Regions from separate parts of the Mus musculus genome. Here region 1 is linked to region 2. The links are chromatin loops, found by intact Hi-C in ENCODE. Cell type or tissue: left cerebral cortex. All regions are shown on one strand. Links, peaks and the distances in the headings refer to the core of each region. The heading gives the core; the rest is flanking DNA.

Region 1 (5,391 bases), core at 251-5,250, 73 kb before region 2:
GCTAAAGTTCACACTCTTTAGCACTCTGTGATTTCCCCTTATCTTCTTTATCTTATCCTCACTTGCCCGTCTTTCCAGTTTTACCTTTGGCTCCTGGAAATCCCACACCAGAGTCACCACAGCTGCCAAACAGGTTAGATGTGATTTCAGTTCCCTGTTTCTGTCTTCCGGCTCCCTTCCTTGGCTAACCCATTATCCAAAATTCATTTGAAGTCTTCTTTGCCTTGTAAATCTTTTGGGAGTTTGCTTGTTTGTTTTTGTTTGGTTGTTTGGTTGGTTGGTTTTTGAGATAGGGTCTCACTATGTAGCCCTGGCCGTCCTGGAGCAGATGAGGCTGGCCTCAAACTCACAGAGACCTGCTAGTCTCTGCCTCCCAAGTGCTAGGATTAAGGGTATGTGCCGCTACACCTGGTGAGGAATTTTTAATTTACATAGTATAATCCACCAATTTTCCATCTTGTTTTTATCACTTACATTAAAGCATGAGCAATTTCCCTGTTTGCCAAGGTGCTTCCATAATTATCATTTAGCATGAGTTATTAAGTCCTCTATCTCCTCAGCTAGCCCAGAATGCTGCCTATAACTCTTACTACATCACTTACCACTTCATTTTATAATTTTTTTTTATATCTCCACCTCCCCTATTTGGCCCTGAGTCTCTTGAGGATACAGACTTTTGCGAAATTTATTTCCATATCCAGCATAGAGCATGGAAATTCACTAAATGAAAATGAATAGTGGTGGTTGTGTTGGTGCAATGGAATTATGGGTAATTTTTTCCTGTTTTAAATTCCTCAAATATCCTGTGCTTATGCCGTAGTCTTTAGATTTTTGTTCTCTCTCTCTCTCTCTCTCTCTCTCTCTCTCTCTCTCTCTCTCTCTCTCTCTCTCTCGGCAGAGTCTCACTATGTGACTGTGATGACCTAGAATTCACTATGTATACTACAACGGCCTCTGCTTCCCAAATCCTGGGATTAAAAGTGTGTACCAGCCTGGCTGTTGTGGCACATGCATTATTCCCAGCACTTGGAAGGCAGAGGCAGGCAGAAGACCTCTGAGTTCCAGGCCAGCCTGGTCTATAGAGTGAGTTCCAGGATCTTAGAAGCCCTCGGTGAGTCTCAACATCCATTGCTTTCCATAGCTACAAAATTACAGCAAGGGCTACATGGAGAAACCCTGTCTGGAAAAAAAAAGTGTATACTACAACACCCAGCTTTGATATTTTTTGGTTTGTTTTTATTGTGTCTTGTTTATTCTTTTTTTAAAGATGAGGATTTTAAAAACACCCTTTGGGGGGATATTATATTACCTTTCTTATTTTAGATGATTTTTGACTTGTAAAATGTCTTGACTCCCAATTTTGTGGCGTGCACAGATACACAGTGAAGAAAGACCTGGGAAGCTCATTTCTCTCAGGATTTTTCTAACATACATTGTCAAGCCTAGTTAAAAGTTAACTCAGTCCTTGACTTACAAGTCCTCCAGGGAGTGTTGTGGTGGTTGCTCCCAGGTTTTTAAACCACTGCCTGTATTTGGCTCTGGAACTTAGTGTTCTGTGGTCTTCATACCTGATCAACTGTGCTAGCTCAATCTTCTCGCCCCCTCTTCTGGGTCTCTAAACAGTGACAGTATTTTGTTCCCGTCAATCATGTTTCTCACCCTCGGCTGCACATTAAAATTTCCCAAGAAGCTTTGAAAGTGGACTACTACGAAAGCTGGGTCTAGTAACTCAGGCTTGGGAAACCCACTCCTTCAGAGGTCACAAGTTCAGGGCCTGCCTGAGCTGCAAAATGAACTCAGAGCCTGACTGGCAACTTAGTGAGACCTTGTGTCAAAGTCACAAGTAAAAAGAGGGCTGTGGATACAGTTCAATGGAGAGCACCCACCAGGCTTGCACTGTGCTCTGAGTTCAGTCCTTAACATCACACACACACACACACACACACACACACACACACACACACACACTCACACACACACACACACACACACACACACTCAAAACAAACACATGGGATAGAACTGACAATTACACAGAGCTTTGAATTTATCTCTGCAGAAATTAGTTCAAGATGTCTGTCTCTAGCCCAGAACTCTTTATAGGATCCAACTTCAAATATCTACCTGCTTCTCATCTGTTTCTTTTGGTTCCTCTAATGAATGCTATATCTGAAACTCAACACTTGCTTTCCTCCCACCCCTTTCTCTGTATGTGGGCCCATCGTTTAGTATCTGCTTATACCAGGATCTTAGAAACTGTCTTTGGTTCTCAACATCCTTTGCTTTCCACAGCTATAAAGTTATATCTTTATCTGTTCTGTTCTGTTTTGAAACAGAGTCTGGCTATATAGTCCTTGCTGGCTGGAACTTGCTACGTAGCCTAGGCTGGTCCCATGGCGATCCTCTTATCTTAAACTCCTGAAATATGGAGAAAGTAAGTCTTCTGCGTCCTGTAATGGAAAGTACCTTCTAGTCGCTGCCACTTTGGAGACTGAGGCGAGAGGATCTCTTGATCCTACCAGTTTGATCCCACCAGCACCGTCAGCAAAGTAGTAAGACCCTACCACAAAACTAAATCTAACAAAAACTGTTTCTGCTACGGTGTGTAGCTCAGTGAAAGATACTTCTCTAGTGTCTGTAAGAGGCTCAGGGGATGAAGAGAGTGTATAAGGACCAGAGTTCAGATCCCCAGAACACATGTGAAGCCAAGTGTGGGAGCCTGTGCCCATTATCCCAGCTCACTTACTGTGAGATGGGAGACAAAGTCGGAAGGATTGCCCAGAGTTCATGGGCCAGCTCTCATAGCACATGCAATGCGAATAACAAGAGACAGTACCCCAAATAAAGTAGAAGATGAACCCTGACAAACAAGGTTGTCCTCTGAGGAATGAAGAAAGAAATAATAAAATAAGAGGAGGGGAAAATAGAGAGGTAGATAGAGAGAACAGAGAGAAACAGACAGAGAGACAGAGAGGGACAAAATTTGAACCAGTTCTGGTCATTAAAGACAGACATTACCATTTTGTCTAAAACGTGGATCTTCTTAGCTTACAAGCTGTTGCCAATACAGCTTTTTGTAGGGTCAAGGTTGTTAATGAATAATGAATGTGGAAGCGTTCATTACTGAAGCTACATTGGGTTTTTTTAAACAAACACGTTTTTGTATTGATAGCATCAATGATTTATTATCGGCTAGCTTTTTGAATGCTCACTGTCTGTGGTGTGTTTGCATATGTTCTCTAGTGTGCCATGATAACTCAAGAGGAGGATAGTACCTTTGTTATCTCCATTTACAATCGAGAGAGCCGATGCTAAGCAGGATGAGGGCGCTCAGCCAAAGTCCACCAGAAGTGAAACCCAAATCCTCTAAAGGTCAAAGTGCATGCTCTCAGCAGTTCTGCATCCACCTTTCCCTCTCCACTTCCACAGATATGTCTTTCTGTGTCTGGAAGGATGCCATGACCTTTCAGTTACGTCAGCACAGGAGCCAGCCAAGCGCCTAGCTTCTCGTGTTCGTCCTGGCTCTCTTTCCTCTTCACTGCTTCAGCATGAGATGAAAACCTTGGCTGAAGATACACCCACGACATCAGTAGTAAAGGAGGCTAAGAGGAGACAAAACCAGAGGTCCAGTAGTGAGTGAGACGGCGAGGAACCTGAGCTCTTATTTGCCTAAATGCAGTCGAACAAAGCCGCTGTGATGTTTATTGCTTTTACTCATTATGTTCAACATTTACAGACTTATTAAACAGAAGAATCATAAGCGTGTGCTTAGGTTCTGGGCCACTTTCCTGGCTTGGGTTATCAATTTAACTTAACACTATCAACACAGTCCTATTTTTCAAGTCTTATGGCTTTTTTATACCGATGACTATTAAATTTTATATATACTTCTTTATTACATTGGATAAGTCGGTGCATTTTCAGTGGAGTAACTTTGAATGGATCTTTTCAGGGCTTTGGGATAGTCTGCACCTACTCTAGTTATTGCTTTTTATAGACCTGTCATCAGCAGATTTGAAGACCATTCAAATATTTATTGTTACACATGAAAGGGTTCATATAAAAAGATATGGACAGCAGGTATCAACTGGATTGGAAAATGGGCAACTGTGCTGCGATTACAAGTACAGATAGAGTGGATGGTGTGACCAACTTGTTCCTTGATAACTTCCATTGCCATGGCGAAGCATCCTTTTCTCCAATTCTAAATTACGGGGCACCATTTTACTCCCAAACAAAGAAGACTTTCTTTTAGTTATTTCAAAGATATAGTTTTTCATAATCTAGTAGTTGAGAGAATCAGACAGGCATGAGTTGGTATATTGGTGAGGAGGCAAAAAAGGATGGAGAAACTACAAATTCACCTTACCCTCAAGAACCGCCATCTGTCTAAGTCTTTAAAACAGACTCTTTATTGCCCTGTTTCTCAGCCTCTGGCTTGAAGTGGAAATTTCTGGGTTTTTTGGAGACTCCGTTGTGTCATGTGATGTTTTTGTCTTGTGAGAGGGTGTTTTGCTGAAGCAGACACATGAGAGGGCGTGTGATGTTTGGGAGAGAGTATAAATGGAACCCCACAGACAGTGAGAGGTTATTCTTGCACTGTGACGCCATGTGACGCTTTGCTGATCTTCACTGGTCTTTACTTCGTAGATAGAAACTCACCGAAGAACTTACTATGTATTATGGCTGGTTCTTGGGGTTTCCGTTGACTTGTACTGAATTAGTGGAGCCTTGCAGTTTCTGCTGGCTTGAGCTGCTACTGATTCATGTTTGGTGTTTGCTATTGTAGTGAAGTGCTGGTCTCCTGACAATGAAGAATGGGAGTCACACACACACACACACACACACACACACCCAAACACACACACACACACACACACACACACACACACACAGGCGCGCGCGCGCCACCAAAAACAAAACAAAAAAACTACTTCTAAACAAGTCCACAAACTCACCTTTTTCTATAAACCTTTTCCTCTACCTCTGATTGGTGGGCTAAAAGGGAGGTTGAAGCATTCAAGAACCCTAAATATAGTAGGTTTAGAGAAAAATCTAATCCTACACTGTGTTGTGGCTCCTTTAGGGTTACATATCAGCTCTTTACATTACATCTCATTATAGTAGCAAAACTACAGTTACAAAGTAGCAACAAAATCATTTTATGATTGGGGTTCTCCACAGCATGAGGAAATGTGTTAAAGGGTTGCAGCATTAGGAAGGTTGAGAACCAAGCATATAACATTTTTATTTGATTTGATAAAGAAAGGAGGGAGAGAAAGAGAATTAGACAAACAAGCTGACACAAATTTCTCTATAAGCTAATTTCATTATCCACAGGCAATGAATACTTAGAGGAGCTACTACCCAGGAAGAGAACATGTCTGCCTT
Region 2 (5,391 bases), core at 281-5,280:
TCTGCCTCCCAAGTGCTGGGATTAAAGGCGTGCACCACCACTGCCTGGCTTCTTTCTCTTTTTAATTACAGATTTTTTTACTTTATTTTATTTTATGTGTGTGGGGTTTTGCCTGCATGTCTGTCTGTGTACCACATGCATACCTGGTACCAGTGACCAGAAGAGGGCATTGGATCCCCTACAACTGGAGTTATGGTGGTTGTGAGCCATCCATCATGTGGATGCTGGAGATCAAGCCCAGGTCCTCTGCAAGAGCAGCCAGTTACCACTGAGCCACTTCTCTAATCCCTACTTTTGTTTCCTAAAGGTCACTTCAGGGGAGACATGCTTTGAATAGGAGAGCAGGCAACCAGAAAGACCTTGTTCCTGGAATTAAAATCTTTATTTCAAAGTATTCAAGATTCCACTTTGCCATACTTTGAGGTATCATGCTGTCACGAGTAAGCTACATCAGAAACGTTGATGGTTGAGTTCTCTGTGATGTGAGACTTCATTTAATAATAATAAATCTATAGGAATGTCTGTCTTATTGGCTTTGGTTAACCAAATGCCACTGATTTGGCTGGGTAGCAGTCATGAGCTCTATCATTACAGCCCTAATTACTGATATTAAGCTCTTAGGCCATGCACTAGATGTCACATAACAATGTGTATATAAGACACCAAATGACAATAAGAGGGTTAAAGAGATTCAAAGAGACCTTGCTGAAGGCAAGATCAGAGAAGTGAAACAGACTCAAAGAAAGATACTGCAGGTGACTAGATATAAAAGGAGAGGTGAAACCCCCAATAGATTCAACTTCAGAATAGGTTCAAGACACAAGGCACAGGGCTGGGTCTGGACAAATGAGGGTTTGACCAGGTCACTTCAAGCAATGGAATCAGAGCCTGAGCCCCAGGGACAGAAACCAAGTCAGGAATTGGTGCCTGTGGGTCATGCATGCCCTGGAGTGCTTGATAATTGGAAAGTGAGTGCTACTGTGCCCAACTGGGACTGTCTCTCTGGTGAGGGGGTTGCAACCACTCTTGGTCTGGTATGTTTGATCCCTTCAAAGTCCTGGCTTTTATTACACCTGTGTATGAGTGTTTGTCTGCATCTATGTCTGTGTACTACTTGCGTGCCTGGTCCACTTGGAGTCCAAAAGAGGGAGTCGAATATTCTTGCAACTGAAGTTACTGGCAGTTGTGAGTGGCCATGTGGGTGCTGGGAATTGTACCTAGGTCCTCTGCAAGAGCAGCCAGTGCTCTTAACAACTGACGCATCTTTCCAACTCCTCTCATATCTCCATGTTGTCTTAGTTAGGGTTGTACTGCTGTGAAGAGACATCATGACTACGGCAACTCTTATAAGAACAACATTTAATTGAGACCAGATTACAGTTTCAGAGTTTTAGCCCATGATTGTCATGGCAAGGAACATGGTAGCATGCAGGCAGACATGGAGCTAGAGAAAGAGCTGAGAGCTCTGTATCTTGATCTGAAGGCAGCAGGAGACTGCATACCACACTGGGCATAGTTTGAGCATATATAACCTCAAAGCCTGCCTCTACAGTGACATACTTCCTCCCAAAAGGCCACACCCACTCCAACAAGGCCACACCTCCTAACAGTGCCACTCCCTATAGACAAACATTCAAATATATGAGTCTATGGGGGCCATGACTATTCAAACCACCACACACGTGTTTGTGATTCCATTCGATCAGTACAGAGGAGGCAATACTTTATTTGCATAAATAAGTTACCGGTCTGTGCCTTATGGTTTGTGCTAGACAGATGGTGCTTATTTACTTGTGTCATTCTGCATCAGAGTCTGTACTCAAAATGGAGCAAATTGATGCTTTATAAAAGGGAGCCGTTAGGGGTTAGCCCGAGAGCTAATGTTTTATGCACTGTGGAGCAACTTTGACCAAAGTCCAGCCTGAAATGAACAGTGTAGTGTTCTGCTCAGCATGGTGTATGTAACTCATGGCAGGGCCATGCCTGATCTCCATGTATTTTTCTGAGCCTTGACACTAAAGAAGATTAAAATAAGCCATATTGCTGATGCAATGCTGTATGAATATAGCCCCAACTGCCTGAGGACAGAGGCAGGAGGATCCTGCCTGAGAAATATCTGGAATTGCCTGAGAAGGAGCGAAGGCTGGGGGTGTAGCTAGGTGGCAGAGCCCTTGCTTGCCTACCCTGCTTGAGGACCCGGGTTTGATCCCTAGCACTGCTAAAACAGAAGTGAAATAGATGAAAAATAAACAAAGCAAACACATACTGATCAGCCGTAAGTGAACATCCATGCTTAAATTTTAGCCATCCTCAAAAACAACAGTACCTAGAGAATATTTTTGAGCAAACGTCAAATGAAAATTTGACTTGAGAATTGAGCGCATAACCATGGAAAATCACACTAGAGAGAGAAAACTAAAATCAAAGTCCTCCTTCTCTGTTCTCTATTTCCGAGCCCCCTCCAGGGAGCAGTGTTAACAGGTCTTTAAATATGCATGCCATATACATAGCAAATATTCTAGATGGAAATATGTACGGCATACATATGTAGCACGCATCCTTTCTACTGTTATGGATTTCTTTGTACATACAAAGGACCATGTTGTCTAAGTTATGAACTGAGATTATGACTCATACGAATCCTGCTGCATTCGTCAGGGTCCTGGCAACAGATGGCATGCTGAAACTGTGAAACCGGGTAGTTTTAATAAAACGACTGTTTGCAAAGTTGCAGGCAGGTTAGAAAAACCAATAAAGGCTAGTGCTGGTAGAGCATCCAGGGTTTGTGCTATTTAAAACATAACTGATTTAAAGAATGCTCTTTAAGAAAAAGGATACAAAAATTACTGATGGAAAAAGTAGGTACAAAAATAAATTCAGGATGAGGAAGAAAGCATAACAGAGTTAAACTCATCAAACATCACAAAATCTAAATGTCACTATCATATAACTACCAGTCACATCTCTACTGGCTTCTTTCTAGCTTTGTGTGTGTGTGGGTTATACATGTGTGTGTGGTATGCATGTGTGCAACTGTGCGGTATGCATGTGTGTGAGTGTGGGGTATGCATGTGTGTGTGAGTGTGGGGTATGCATGTATATATGTGAGAGTGTGTGATTTGCATGTGTATGAGTGTATGGTATGTGTGTGAGTATGGGGTATGCGTGTGTATGTTTGTGAGTGTGTTGGGGGTATGCATGTGAGTGTGGGTATGTGTGTGTGTGATTGTATGGTATACATGTGTGTGAGTTTGGTGTTTGCATGTATGTGTATTGCTATTCATATGTGCAAGAGGGAGGTTGCATGTATGTGATTTTGTGCACATGGAGGACAGAGGACAGACACCGGATGGCCTGTTTTATCACTCTGTAGTAATTTTTTGGGACAGGGTCCCGCTGATGCTGAAGCTAGGCTGGCACCTAGGAAATCTCAGAGAAGAATCCTCCTGAAGACTTCTCCTGTCTGTCTCCCTGAGGCCTTGGTTACAGATACACATGGCCACACTCAGTGTACTGCATGGGTGCTAGGGTCCAAACTTGCATCCTTGTACTTATCCAGCAAATTTTCTTACCCACCAAACCATCTCTCCAGCACACTATTTTTTCCCCTCTTTGATCATATGAGATTAACATTTTTTTTTCATGACAGGATTTCTCTGTATAGCCCTGGCTGTCCTGATACTCACTTTGTAGATCAGGCTGGCCTCGAACACAAAAATCTGCCTGCCTCTGCCTCCTGAGTGCTAGGACTAAAGGCGTGTGCCACCACGCCCGGCCGAGATTGACATTTTTGTAGTAGAAAGAATGGAAAGCTAAACTTTTCTTTCACGTATAGAAATCTGACATAATTCATTTTAGAGGTACACAACTTTGACATTTTAATATGACATGGTCACCCACAAAGTTCAGGCTCAAACACCATGCAGCCCAATTGCCAAAACATGCAAATAAATAGATTGCAAAATCAATCGAAACATTCTAAGTAAGTTTAAGGTTTTGTGTTGGGGCACGTTCATAGTTATCCTCGGCTGAACAGGACCGTGGCTCCAGGACAGTCTGTTTCGGGTATATTTTCTATTCAGTGGGCCCACGGATGTCTCCCCACAAGGGAAGGAAGGCACTGCAGTAGTTCGGCTGGAAAATAGCTCCATACTCTTTTTTGTTTTGGGTTTGTTTGGTTTTTTTGTTTTGTTTTGTTTTATTTTTTTGTTTTTTGTTTTTGTCTTTTAAAGATTGAGGTATTTCACAAAGCTAAGGACACACTCCATCCATCTTCCACGTGCAGGAGCTGTTCCTTCACTTCCTTACCATCAAGTACTCGGTGTCTTGCTCACTTCAGGACACAATTGAAGTTCCTTTTTTTTCAGCCCCATCCCTTCTCACCTTCTGCCTTCATCCCTCATCACATACCAGTAATGCTCAGCTGCTTCCAGTTCTGGGACATGGCATCCTCAGTCCCCAGCCTTTGCATGGGATATTCTCTATGCTTAGAATACGCTCCCCAGCTTCTCCTCCTGGGAAACTGGCTTCCTGCCTTCAGTGGCAGACAAGATCCCACTCCCCTGCAAAGGCTTTCCCCTTTGCCACAAAGATGCGATTGATTGTAGGTGAGGCTCCTCAGTAGCCTGCAGAGTTTCTGAAAACCATGAACTTCTCAGCCTTCTATGCTGTGAGCCCTGCAAAGAGCCTGGCACACAAGTAGCCACTCTTTAAGTGCATGGTTTGGTTTTGTTTAAACAAGTTGCCACTACCTGCACCAGAATTGCCTAGAATAATGATTGTTTTGACTCAGCCTCCCAAGTACTGGAACTATAGGACTATTCCAACATGCCTGGTCAATAAATGGGCTTTAAAGACAATCATAGAGCAATTGTTACATGCCTAAGCTTGAGCTAAAATCCTGTCTCATTTTGTACCGATGGAAATCTATGAAGCACAATATTATTATTCTCTGTGTGTACATGTGTGTGTATGTTTATGTATGTGTGTATGTGTGTATGAATGTGTGTCTGTATGCATGTATGTGTATGTGTATGGTGGGTGTATGTGTGCGTGTGAATGTATGTGGTAGGTGTATGTGTGCATGTGAATGTGTGTGGTGGGTGTATGTGTGCGTGTGAATGTGTGTGTTGGTATGTATGTGTGTCTGTATGCATGTGTGTGTATGTGTATGGTGGGTGTATGTGTGTGTGTGAATGTATGTGGGGGGTATGTATGTGTGTCTGTATGCATGTGTGTGTATGTGTATGGTGAGTGTATGTGTGCGTGTGAATGTATGTGGTGGGTGTATGTGTGTGCATGGATATGCTTGTGTGAAACACAGAGGGCAACCTGAGGTGCTATTCCTTAGAAACCTTGCCTCTTGTTCTTTGAGACAGAGTCTTTCATTGG

Evidence for each region. Hi-C counts contacts between places; a loop is a spot of excess contacts. Peaks named below come from ENCODE experiments on the same cell type or tissue, not always from the same donor. Only the 100,000 strongest peaks of a DNase experiment are listed, where the experiment ranks them.
Region 1: it touches region 2 in a loop (2.2-fold over the local background); 1 of 42 quality-filtered maps calls a loop at or near these places.

What each region holds. Positions count from the first base shown.
Region 1 is chr2:70,838,955-70,844,345 of GRCm38, forward strand. It overlaps Gm39842 (a long non-coding RNA gene), which reads left to right. Exons shown (of 3, transcript XR_866405.2): 1 at 1-133; 2 at 2,337-2,434; 3 at 3,430-3,860. Among named protein-coding and RNA genes, the nearest start is that of Gm39842, 2.7 kb to the left of the region's middle. In left cerebral cortex, for the core only: no CTCF peak of the experiment used is centred there; DNase peaks (open chromatin) are centred at 2,234 and 4,600.
Region 2 is chr2:70,911,922-70,917,312 of GRCm38, forward strand. No RefSeq gene overlaps it. Among named protein-coding and RNA genes, the nearest start is that of Gm39843, 8.5 kb to the right of the region's middle. In left cerebral cortex, for the core only: no CTCF peak of the experiment used is centred there; a DNase peak (open chromatin) is centred at 2,648; H3K27ac peaks cover 563 bases.